2 separate regions of the Mus musculus genome follow, and region 1 is linked to region 2. A link is a contact called in ENCODE Hi-C or POLR2A ChIA-PET data. All regions are on one chromosome and are shown on one strand. Each heading gives the region's core, a stretch centred on a gene start or an enhancer-like site at or near the end of the contact. The rest is flanking DNA. Distances are from core to core; before and after follow the strand shown.

The links. Hi-C counts contacts between places; a loop is a spot of excess contacts on that map. ChIA-PET counts read pairs that join two places held with the same protein, here RNA polymerase II (POLR2A).
Region 1: a loop to region 2 is called in a map of adrenal gland, with 2.0 times the contacts of the local background. The contact joins the promoter of Iqcn here to the promoter of Pgpep1 in region 2. A Hi-C loop is called at or near these places in 8 of 37 maps with a recorded cell type or tissue (CH12.LX, T-helper 2 cell, adrenal gland and 4 more). POLR2A ChIA-PET finds 5 or more read pairs at or near these places in 5 of 5 experiments (Patski and embryonic stem cell).

Annotation. Positions count from the first base shown.
Region 1 is chr8:70,699,640-70,704,826 of GRCm38, reverse strand. Iqcn (IQ motif containing N) reads right to left here and starts at 2,802. Exons shown (of 4, transcript NM_001370847.1): 1 at 1,256-2,802. It overlaps Jund (jun D proto-oncogene), which reads right to left. Exons shown (of 1, transcript NM_010592.5): 1 at 4,211-5,187. The coding sequence ends at 4,744.
Region 2 is chr8:70,656,790-70,661,657 of GRCm38, reverse strand. It overlaps Pgpep1 (pyroglutamyl-peptidase I), which reads left to right and starts at 1,920. Exons shown (of 5, transcript NM_023217.4): 1 at 1,920-2,048; 2 at 4,178-4,230. The coding sequence starts at 2,015.

The DNA of each region.
Region 1 (5,187 bases), core at 1,553-4,052, 42 kb before region 2:
TGAGCCTCTGGGCTCTGGAAACCATTCAGGTCCTCCATAAGAATAGCCCTGAGCCCCTCTCAAGCCCCGTGTGCACCACACAGGAACAGGCAGAGGTTAGAACAGCTCAGAACTACAGTACCATGTTGGCCAGACTAGCCTGAGAACACAGAAAAGCTGTGTGGAGGTAGGCAGGTCTCTGTGAGTCTGAGGCTACATAGCAACTTCCAAGACAGCCAGGGATATACATTGAGACCCTGTCTTATGCAACAACAACAACAACAATGAAAAACCTCATGTTTATAAGCCAGAGCTGTGGAGGTAAAGGCAAGGTCCCTGGGACTGGCTACTCACTCTGTCTTGACGAACTGGCCACTGGCCAGTGAGAACCTATCTCAAAAAACAATATGGTGCCAGGCATGTGGTGAGGAGGCAGAGGCAGATGGAGTTCTGTGAATTCCAGGCTAACCTGGTCTACATAGTAGCACCCTGTCTAATAAAAATGAAAGAAAAACCGAGTTCCAGAAGTGCGGTTACCTGTCCACGGTCACTACAGGGTCCACAGCAGAACCTGGCTCGCTGACTCCAGTCAACAAGGGTGACCACAGCCCTCTCCTTCAGGACAGGTCCCAGGGATGTCCTCGGTCCTGGAGCGGTCACCGTGTCCCCCAGGCCCTCAAGACACCCCTGGCTTCAACAATGAGCCAGCATGAGGTCAGCAACTGAGCCCCCATTCTGTGACCTCTGCAACCCAAATTTTCATCCAAATCCCAGAACACTCATGTGTACAGAGACACCTGTGAGACAAAACCCCAGCATGCTAGGAGGAGCTGTCAGCAGGCTCACAATCAGCGATTGTCATCAGACCATGATGCCCATGTCACAGGGAAAGTGGGGCTTGGACCATGGGGAGCACAATTCATGGTAACCCCACCTACACAGTAAGTTCAAGGCTTCCCTGGGCTACATAAGGCCCTATTTAAAAAAGAAAAGGAAAGCCACCAGGTGATACAGGGCCTGATAAGAGTTCAGAGGGGGAGAAACAGGGTTATGGTGTGGGGATCGGAGAGGAAATGGAGGGGCACCAGGGCAGTGGTCTAGGGATGCCTGTGAGCACATCTCTGAGACCCCTCTGCTCCATCTTAGTCACACAGAGCAAGCCCACCCTACCTTGGTGCTGGAGAAGGAAAACAGGCTCACAGGGTTGGTGCCCAAGGGACAGTACCATCATGGCTTGAGGGACCCAAATACAATCTCTAAGGGCCTAGCTACCTACCGCAGTCCAGAGAATGCAGACATTCTTGGCAAGAGCTGGGTGACAGAGTGTGGTACCCCCACCAGCCCACTCACCTATCCCCAGAGCTGAAGCCACCAGCCCTGACAGCCAGCCTTGGGAACCGGGGCACCCAAATGTCTTTATGACTCCAGGTGAGTTCCGACCAATCCCCAGCAGCATTTAGGGGAAAGGGTTCTAGAGCTTGGAACTGGGGCCCCTGACAGGACAAGAGGATCTGAGCTGTCCTGATGGTCCAACAGGGAAGGAAAATTAGGGCTCTGAGCATAGAGCTAGCCTTCCCCCCTCTTGCCTTGTGTTTGGAGGGAGTTCTGTCACCACCTGACATAGCTGCTGAGCCTCCAAGATGTCCTGGAGACATCTCCTGGAGGGCATGAAAAGACACGTGCAAAGCTTCATATGGCCTGCAACAGTCAAGCACCGAGAGTTTATGGATTTTGGTGAGTTCCAGGCCAGCCTGGGCTGCATATGGAGACCCTGTGTAGAAAAAAATAAAAGGTCATGCAGTGTGAGCCACAGCCCTAGGAGGGGGCAGATGGAGTGAAGCCAATGTTCTGGGCCACCTCCCCAGGCTGGGCTCATACCCAGTGTGAGTCATAGATGCTCCAGCCAAGGCTGACACACACCTTGGCCTATGCACAGCAGGCTCAAGCCAGAACCACTTCGCCTGGCCAAGGGGCTACTAGAACAAGGCCTCTATGCAAAGAGCAGACATACAACCCTGTGGCTTTTCCCTGCCTCTCTCCTCTGTCCTTTAGCTGTTGTGAGCACTTCTAGTGAGCCTTTTGTTTCTTTGGGCACCTAGATATGGTGGTCTTAGCCCATGTGCTAGATGAGACTCAGGGAAAGAAATGTACTTGAATTGCAGAGCCAGCCTTTCAATGCTGGGGAACAGAACTCTGAGCCCAGGCCCCCTGGGCACATGATGTGCTCTGTCAAGAGTCCTTGGTGTTTTGAGATAGGCTCCTTATATACCCCAGGCTGGACTGAAACTCATGGCCCTTCTGCCTCTACATTGCAAGTGCTTAAGTCACAGGCTTGCAGGGCCCAGCCTGGCTCTGATCAGCTGACTGGAAACACTCCCAACATCAACAAAACCTCATTGGGCCGCTGTGGTGGCACATGCCTTTAGTCCCAGAGGTGGGAAAAACTGAGTTCGAGGCCAGTCTGGGCTATACAGTAAGACATCATCTCAAACAACACAAATCTTTATAAAGATCCAGATTCCATCTAACACTACAAAAGCAGAACACTGCAGACACTGGTGTACATGGTATCCCAACATTTCAAGGGCCAAAGGAGAGGTCAGAGTTCAAATTTCTACTATGCTGTTCACAGCCTGTAGAACAGGTTTCTGGGCCACTGCTGTGTAATAGGGGTACAATAATCTTGGCCCAGCTGGGCAGTGGTGGCACACACCTTTGATCCCAGCACTTGGGAGGCAGAGGCAGGAGGATTTCTGAGTTTGAGGTCAGCTTGGTCTATAAAGTGAGTTCCAGGATAGCCAAGGCTACAGGAGAAAAACCCTGTCTCAAAAAAAAAAAAAAACCCACAAAACAACAATAATAATAATCATCTTGGCCCTGAGAGGGACAGGGAAGAGGGGAACCAAGATCAGGACACCCCCTTTTCAGAGCACATAAGATAGAGGCCCACAAAGGAAGAGTATAGCTTTCATAGCTGCTGCAAAACTCCACCATGGTACCCAAGCTGGAACTCTTATGTGCCCGAAGCTCAGGAGAGTGCCTGCCCAGGAAACTCAGCCCTGGGCTCCATCCTCACACTGTATGAACTAGATTGTCATCCCAGCATCCAGGGAACCTATGTTCAAGCCTTTTCATTACTAGCTTTAGTCTTACTAGACAGGGTGTGTAGCCTGGGCTGGTCTAGGATTGAGGAGTCTCCCGCCTCGGCCTCCCAAATGTTAGGATGATGCCAGAACCAAGCTGGACCCACAAGAGTTCCATTCAGGGCGGGCAGGCAGGCACTCAGCAGCTGTCTAGGGACACCTGCCACCCACTGGGACTTACCATGTGACCTATCACCCACAGTGACACCCTGAGAGCCTCAAGACCCAGGGTCTCAACAGCAGTGGCCAGGGCTGACAGGAAACTGTATATATAACATGGGGGAGGGGAGGGGAGACGAGACCTAGGGTCAGATGTTCCCACTGGGCTGAGCTGGACGACCTTGATTAATCTGCTCTAAGCCCAGGGCACTGAAAACGGAGATGAAACAGGCAGGTGTGATGGCACATACCTTTAACCCCAGCACTCAGGAAGCAGAGGCAGGGGGAGCTCTGGCTGGTCTGCATAGAAAGTTCCAGAACAGTCAAGACTACATGAAGTATCCTTGTCTCAAAAATAAAGATGCTATGTGACTCAAGACAATTGCTTTACTTCGCTGAATATTGTTTCCTCAAAATAGAGCAGGTGCTGCGAGAAGGGGGCGTGTCAGGGAGATATTTAAATGCACCTACATGATTCTAGGCTCCCACATAGACTTGCAGAGAAGGCTCTGGGTCTGAGGTACCCTTTGAAACCAACAAAGGCGAATAAAATCTAGTGAGCACAGGCTGCAAGCCCAGCTCTTTTCTGTATGGATGAATCCCGGAGGCCCCAAGCTTGTAAGCACTTCCTTCTGCCCCTTCCCATGTAGTCACTCTTCTTCCTAAAGGATATACCAGCTAAATTGATAGGCTAGTCCAGGATTGCGTCCTGGTGCCACCTGGACCTGGGCCGACAGCGTGCACCTAGGTGGCGCTCGCTGCGCAGCAGATGTGCAGGCACGGCCCGCGCCCACGCCGCGTTCCCCCCCCCCAGGGGGGGGGGGAAGAAGGGGAGGAAAGAGGTTAGAGGAGGAGGGAGGGGGATGGGAGAGGGCTAGCCCCGCCCACCCTCAGCCCAGGCGGGGGAAGAAGGAGGCGGACAGCCAAGCTGGCGTAACGAAGACTTTACTGAAAACACAAAACCGGCGAACCAAGGATTACGGAACAGGAATGTGGACTCGTAGCAAAACAAAACCAAACAAAAAGAGAGGGGATGGTGTCGGGAGGAGAGAGAGCGGGGGGGGGGGGAGGGGAGAGGGTTTTTTTTTTCTTCTTCCCGTTTCTTTAAAAAACCAACACAAGGAAACACACACTCAACACGCAACCAACGTTTGTTCCCGAGTAGAAACATAAATAGGGCGGAATCGGACACTCCCGTTCTCTCTTCCAAAAGGCAAAAAAAAAAGGAAAGGCAGAGCGTGAGGCTGCGCGCCCCTTAGAGCCCCTACTCGGAGGTACAAAGGGGCAGCCACGCGCAGGACTGGGGGTAGAGAGGCGGCGCGAGGGCGGGGGTCGTGCGCTCGGGTTCCCCATCCAGAGTTAAGGGGGGTCCGGCTTGTCGAGTCCGGGGGCACCGAGTCTCGAAAGAGTCCGGGGCGCCCCCCCACCGCAGCTAGTCCGCGCATGCGCCCCGCGCTCGGGCTCAGTACGCCGGGACCTGGTGCTGGGGCAGCAGCTGGCAGCCGCTGTTGACGTGGCTGAGGACTTTCTGTTTGAGCTGCGCCACCTGCTCGCGCAGCAGGCTGGCGGTGGACGCCAGCTCGGTGTTCTGGCTTTTGAGGGTCTTGACTTTCTCCTCCAGGCGCGAGATACGCTCCAGCTTGCGCTTGCGGCATTTGGAGGCGGCGATGCGGTTGCGCAGCCTCTTGCGCTCCGCCTTGATGCGTTCTTGCGTGTCCATGTCGATGGGCGACAGCGGAGGGCTGTCGCCGAAGCTCGGCACGTCCGGCACGGTCTGCGGCTCGTCCTTGAGCGCGGCCAGGCGCGGTGGATGCGGAGGTGGCGGCGGCCCCAGCGCGCCCGGGGGCGGCGGGAAGGGCACTGGCTCCGCGGCGAAAGCCACGGTGGCCGCGCCCCCAGGGGGCCC
Region 2 (4,868 bases), core at 671-3,170:
ATTCACAGTTCTCGCTAGCCCTTCCTGTCTTCTTCCCCAGCCTAAACTCAGTCCAATGAGGGCCCCCATCTACTCATTCTCCTAATTACCCTGCATGTGCTCTTGCTCTCTCTCTCTCTCTCTCTCTCTCTCTCTCTCTCTCTCTCTCTCTCTCTCTCCTATTGCCCCTCCCCCAACATACTATGGATCCGTTTGTCTGTTTATATGCTATGCAGTCAGAGGAAGGGTTCTTGGCTGTGCATGGGAGCCAGTGTTCCCCCAGTGTCCCGGAACATGGAGGGTCATAACTGCTTGGAACAAGATGCTTGTGGCTCAGTAAGGCCCCACCCTGCCTCTGCAGACACAGATAGGGGGCTCTGTTTTCTCCTGGTGTTTTTGCAGAAATCACAATAGAGGATTACAGGGTAGGCAGGGGATGTCCCAGGTACCCAAATGGTGGTTGGGCACCAGGTCAAACACCAGCCTTCAGCAAAAGGCTGCCTTGACAGGCTAACCCTAAAGCAGCTGAAGTGACACACACCATAGTAACAAATAAGATTTTTTAAAGCCGAGCGTGGTAGCGTATGCCTTTAATCCCAGCACTCAGGAGGCAGAGGCAGGCAGATCTCTGAGTTCGAGGCCAGCCTGGTCTACAAAGTGAGTTCCAGGACAGCCAGGGCTATACAGAGAAACCCTGTCTCGAAAACACCAAAAAAAAAAAAAAAAAAAAAAAAAGATTTTTAAAAATATGAAACATTAGAAAAATGGGACCTCCTTAAGATGAGCCTAAACGATGTCCAGGTAGGGGATGGAAAAACAGCGTCCTTAAAAGGAGATGACAGTCGGAGAAGGACTGCAGGAGGAGGAAGTCTGGGCAGTGAACAGCTAGATGTGCAGGTGAGCAAAGGCTCTGGGGTAATAAGGTGCAACCTGGAGCCAAGGAAAGGAAGTATTCCAGTTAGCCATGTTGGCAGAGAGTCAAAGCTCTTCCTCCTGCGCCCCTCCCTCAGCTTTCTGCTGAAGTGACACTTCTGTCTTCCTCAGAGCCATGCCTCGGTGTCCTTGTTTGTAAACTGTGATGAGTGAACACAATCAAATTGTTCCCCCGCCCTATGTCTTACAGGAAGAGAAACTGAGACTGAGAAGGTTGGAGCGGAGCACACTCCCATTGCCCACTTACGTGTTGGAGGCACGTTTAAAATTCAAGTAGGGGGAGGGTCCTGGCAGCGAATAGGCGTGGCCAGGCAGGGGGACCAGGGGAGATGGCCTGGGCTGGTCGATACTTGGGGCGGGGCATGGCTCCAGGTACCTTGTGAGCCCTGCGGCCACAGGGAACCTGGCGGTGGTAGACTGGGGGCGGAGCCTAGATGGAGACCCGGTATGCATGCCCAGCTCAGTGTTTTCAGTGGCATAAAGGGAAGGGGGGTCGGGGTCGTTGCCCTAGGTGGGTTCAGGGCGGAGTAGATTTTAGAAGGAAGAAGTTTCAGAGAGCATGGCCTGAGCCAGGGATGTCATGGGTCGCGGGTGTGAACGTGGACTGCGGCCTGGCCGAGGGGCATTGGAAGGATCTGCACTTGCGTGGGAGTAGGCGGAGGTACATGACCTGGGCCCAGTTGTTTTAAGGATGGGTTTGGGAGTGTCTTGGGAGCTTGGGACCTGGCTGGAGCGTGACCCCGACCTGAGAGTTTGGAAAGCTCCAGGCGTGTGATTCTTGGGGGCGTGGTGGGTCCCTTACAGGACCTGGAGGAGGGTCTTTGGAAGACTGGGGGCGGGGTTGGCTAGGGGTGTGGTTTCTAGGAGGCGTGGCCTAGGAATGGCCTGGCCCGGGCGTTGGGGTCCAGGGTGTAGTGGTGCGCTTGGGGCTCGGCGGAACCCGGGGGGCCGCGCAGGGGAGCGTACAGCTGGTCGGGGGCGTGTCCGGGGCGTGTCCGCGCAGGCCCAGCGTTAGGGGGCGGGGCCGAGCGGCCGGGCGGGGCTCGGGGGTCCGTGTCCGCTCCAGTCCCTACAGCCAGGATCCTAGAGAGTGCATTCCACCATGGAGCAGCCGCGGAAGGCGGTAGTGGTAACCGGTAGGTGCATCTGGACCGGGGCGGCGGGGCAAGTGTTCGCGGTTGCCAGAGGTTTGCAGTTGTCGCCGCCCGCGATAGCACCGTTCGGTCCTGGTAACCTGGAAAGTCCGGGGTCACGCGGCCGGGAGTTCGGAGTGCGCGGGGACTAGGGTGCAGACAGGTCACCTCGCGTACTGCAGTCCCTCCCTGCCTCTTCAGAGCTCTGGCATGTCCCCACCCGCTGACCCCGGGGACAAAGGCGGGTTTACGGCCAGGAAAAGTCCCAGTGACATACGATCCGCTCAGCTTCTGCTCCTGGCACCTTGTATTGTTGGAGGGGCCTGCAACCCGGTTTGGGGCAGGTGTTGGGCCTGGAGTCAACCTGACCCCGGAATGACCCAGGGACTCTAGAGACCAGCTCCTACTGTCACCAGCACCCCCGGAAGCCAACTGTTCTTATTTCCAGGCCTTGGAGGAGGGCACTCGGGTTAGCCTCTGCCCTGAGAGGCCACAGGGAGTGAGCCAGGAAAAACTCCCACTCCTACAGGTGTTTTATAACTGAGAAAGGTTGGGACTTTCTCCCTGCTGTTCCCTGCAGTACAAGTGTGAACGACAGTGTCCCTGATCCATTGGAGCATTCTGGGGGTGGGGGTGTTTATTTGGTTGGTTGGTTTATTAAGATAGAGTCTCATTCTGTTGCACTATCCTGCTGACCTGGAACTTAACTCTGTGACCAAGGCTGGCTACAAACCCAGGGTGATGATTTAGCTTCAAACTTCCAAATGATAGGGTGAGCAGCATGTGCCACCATGATGAGATGCCCCAAGATGTGTCCTCTACCTGCTGTCCTGAGGTATGGTGGCTCTCTCTTAACCTCTTAACACTGGCAGCAGGCTCTTACCACCTGAGTTACACTAACCCAGGTTCTTAGATGTGTGTGTGTGTGTGTGTGTGTGTGTGTGTGTGTGTGTGTAGAGGTTAACCTTGGGTGTCATTACTCAGGCTCCATCCACCTCTGTTTTGAGAAAGTGTCTCAATTTAGGACGCATTCAGAGGTAGCATTTTTCAACCTGTGAGTCACGACCCCTTTGTGGGCCAATTGACCCTTTCACAAGGGTCACCTCAGATTGTGGGGAAACACAGATTTTTATATTATGATTCATAACAATAGCAAAATTACAGTTATGAAGTAGCAAAAGAGAGAAAGAAAGAGAGGATGGCAGCATTAGGAAGGCTGAGAACCCCTGCTCTAGAGCTTGCCAGTTAGGCTAGACTAACTGGCCATAGCGCCCCAGACTGCCTGTCTCTGCTTCCTCAGCCCTGGGAATACAAGTTTGTGCCTCCTCACCTCCGGTATATGGTGCTGGAGAGCTGAACTCGGGCCCTGTGTGGCAACTGACTGAGGTATCTTTCCAGCTGTATTTATTTATTTTGAAGCAGGGTCTCATGTAGCCTGGACTGGCCTGAAACAGTCTTGGAGTCTGGGTCTGCACCATGGCACCCAGAGGCCAGTGGGCTGGTTTTTGTTTTTCTCAATTTAACTTTTCTTGGCAACCCAGTGGCTAGAGAAGGAGGCCGAGTTACCCATATGGGATAAATCCCAGCCTCTTCCCACTCCTGCTGTGTGACCTGGTAGAGTCAGCCCCCTCTCTGCGTCACTTCTTGCTCATGACAGTTAGGCCCTGGAAACCCTGACTTCAGAGGGAATGGAGCCAAATGCCACAAGGCCTTGGAGGTCTGTCTTGGTCAGAGATAGGACCTGGAGGTTGAAGGTTGAACTGACCAAAAGCAGAAGCAGTCTGGTGTCCACCCAGCCTGTCCTGGAGACACCCCCCTCCCAGTCTCTGTGAGCTAATCTTAAAGTAGTGGTGGTCCACAGCCCCACCCAGACAGTGATAGAGTAGTTGGATTTTGGCTGGAGAACAGAGCATTGAAGAGAGAGGCTAACTAGGTCCTCCCAGGTGTGAGGACCCAATTGGGACAAGGAAGCCTGTGCCTGTCACCCCAGGACTCAGCAAGTTGAGGCCACAGCCCATAGCTGGGGCATACCAGGAAGGACTGGATAAGAAGCTAGAATAGGGGTGTGTCTGGGGATGAGATTTCAGAACTCAGGTAAGAAGAGAGAATAACTTCTCTTTTCCTGTTTTCAGGATTCGGCCCTTTTGGGGAGCATACTGTGAATGCCAGCTGGATCGCTGTCCAGGTAACTCTGATCTGGGGGAGGAGCCTCGCCAGGAGCTGAGTATCTTTCCAAGTACTTAATACAATTTAACAGTGAATTTTAACCTTGACTTTTTTTTTTTTTAAACCCAAGATGTAATTCTATATAGCCCAAGCTCATGATCCTCCTGCCTCAGCCTCCTGAGCAGTAGCTGAAAACCTTTTCAATTGACCTGGTATGGTGGAACACACCTTTAATCCCAGCACTTGGGAGGCAGAGGCCAGCCTGGCCTACAGAGTGAGTTCCAGGACAGCCAGGGCTACACAGAGAAATCCTGTCTCGAAAAACAAACAAACAAACAAACAAAACAAAACAAAAACAAAAGAAAAGAAAAGAAAGGTGGAGTGTGTTCCGGCGGGTTCCCTGTGGCTGGGGAGCAGGCGCCCTGGGCAGGGACTCAGTCTCTTCACTGAGAACCTCAGGGGGTGGCTCTTCCCAGAGTGCCATCCAAGAAGTGACTCTACTAACTTGTATTTCCTTGCCAGATGGGACATTCAGACAGACAGACTAGGGAACAATTGAGTGGAGAGAAACAGACGTTTGATTCTTTGGTAATAACTGGCTGGGACGGCAGCAGACCAGGATTAATTTTAGCCCATTAGCTGTGTGATTTAAGGGTT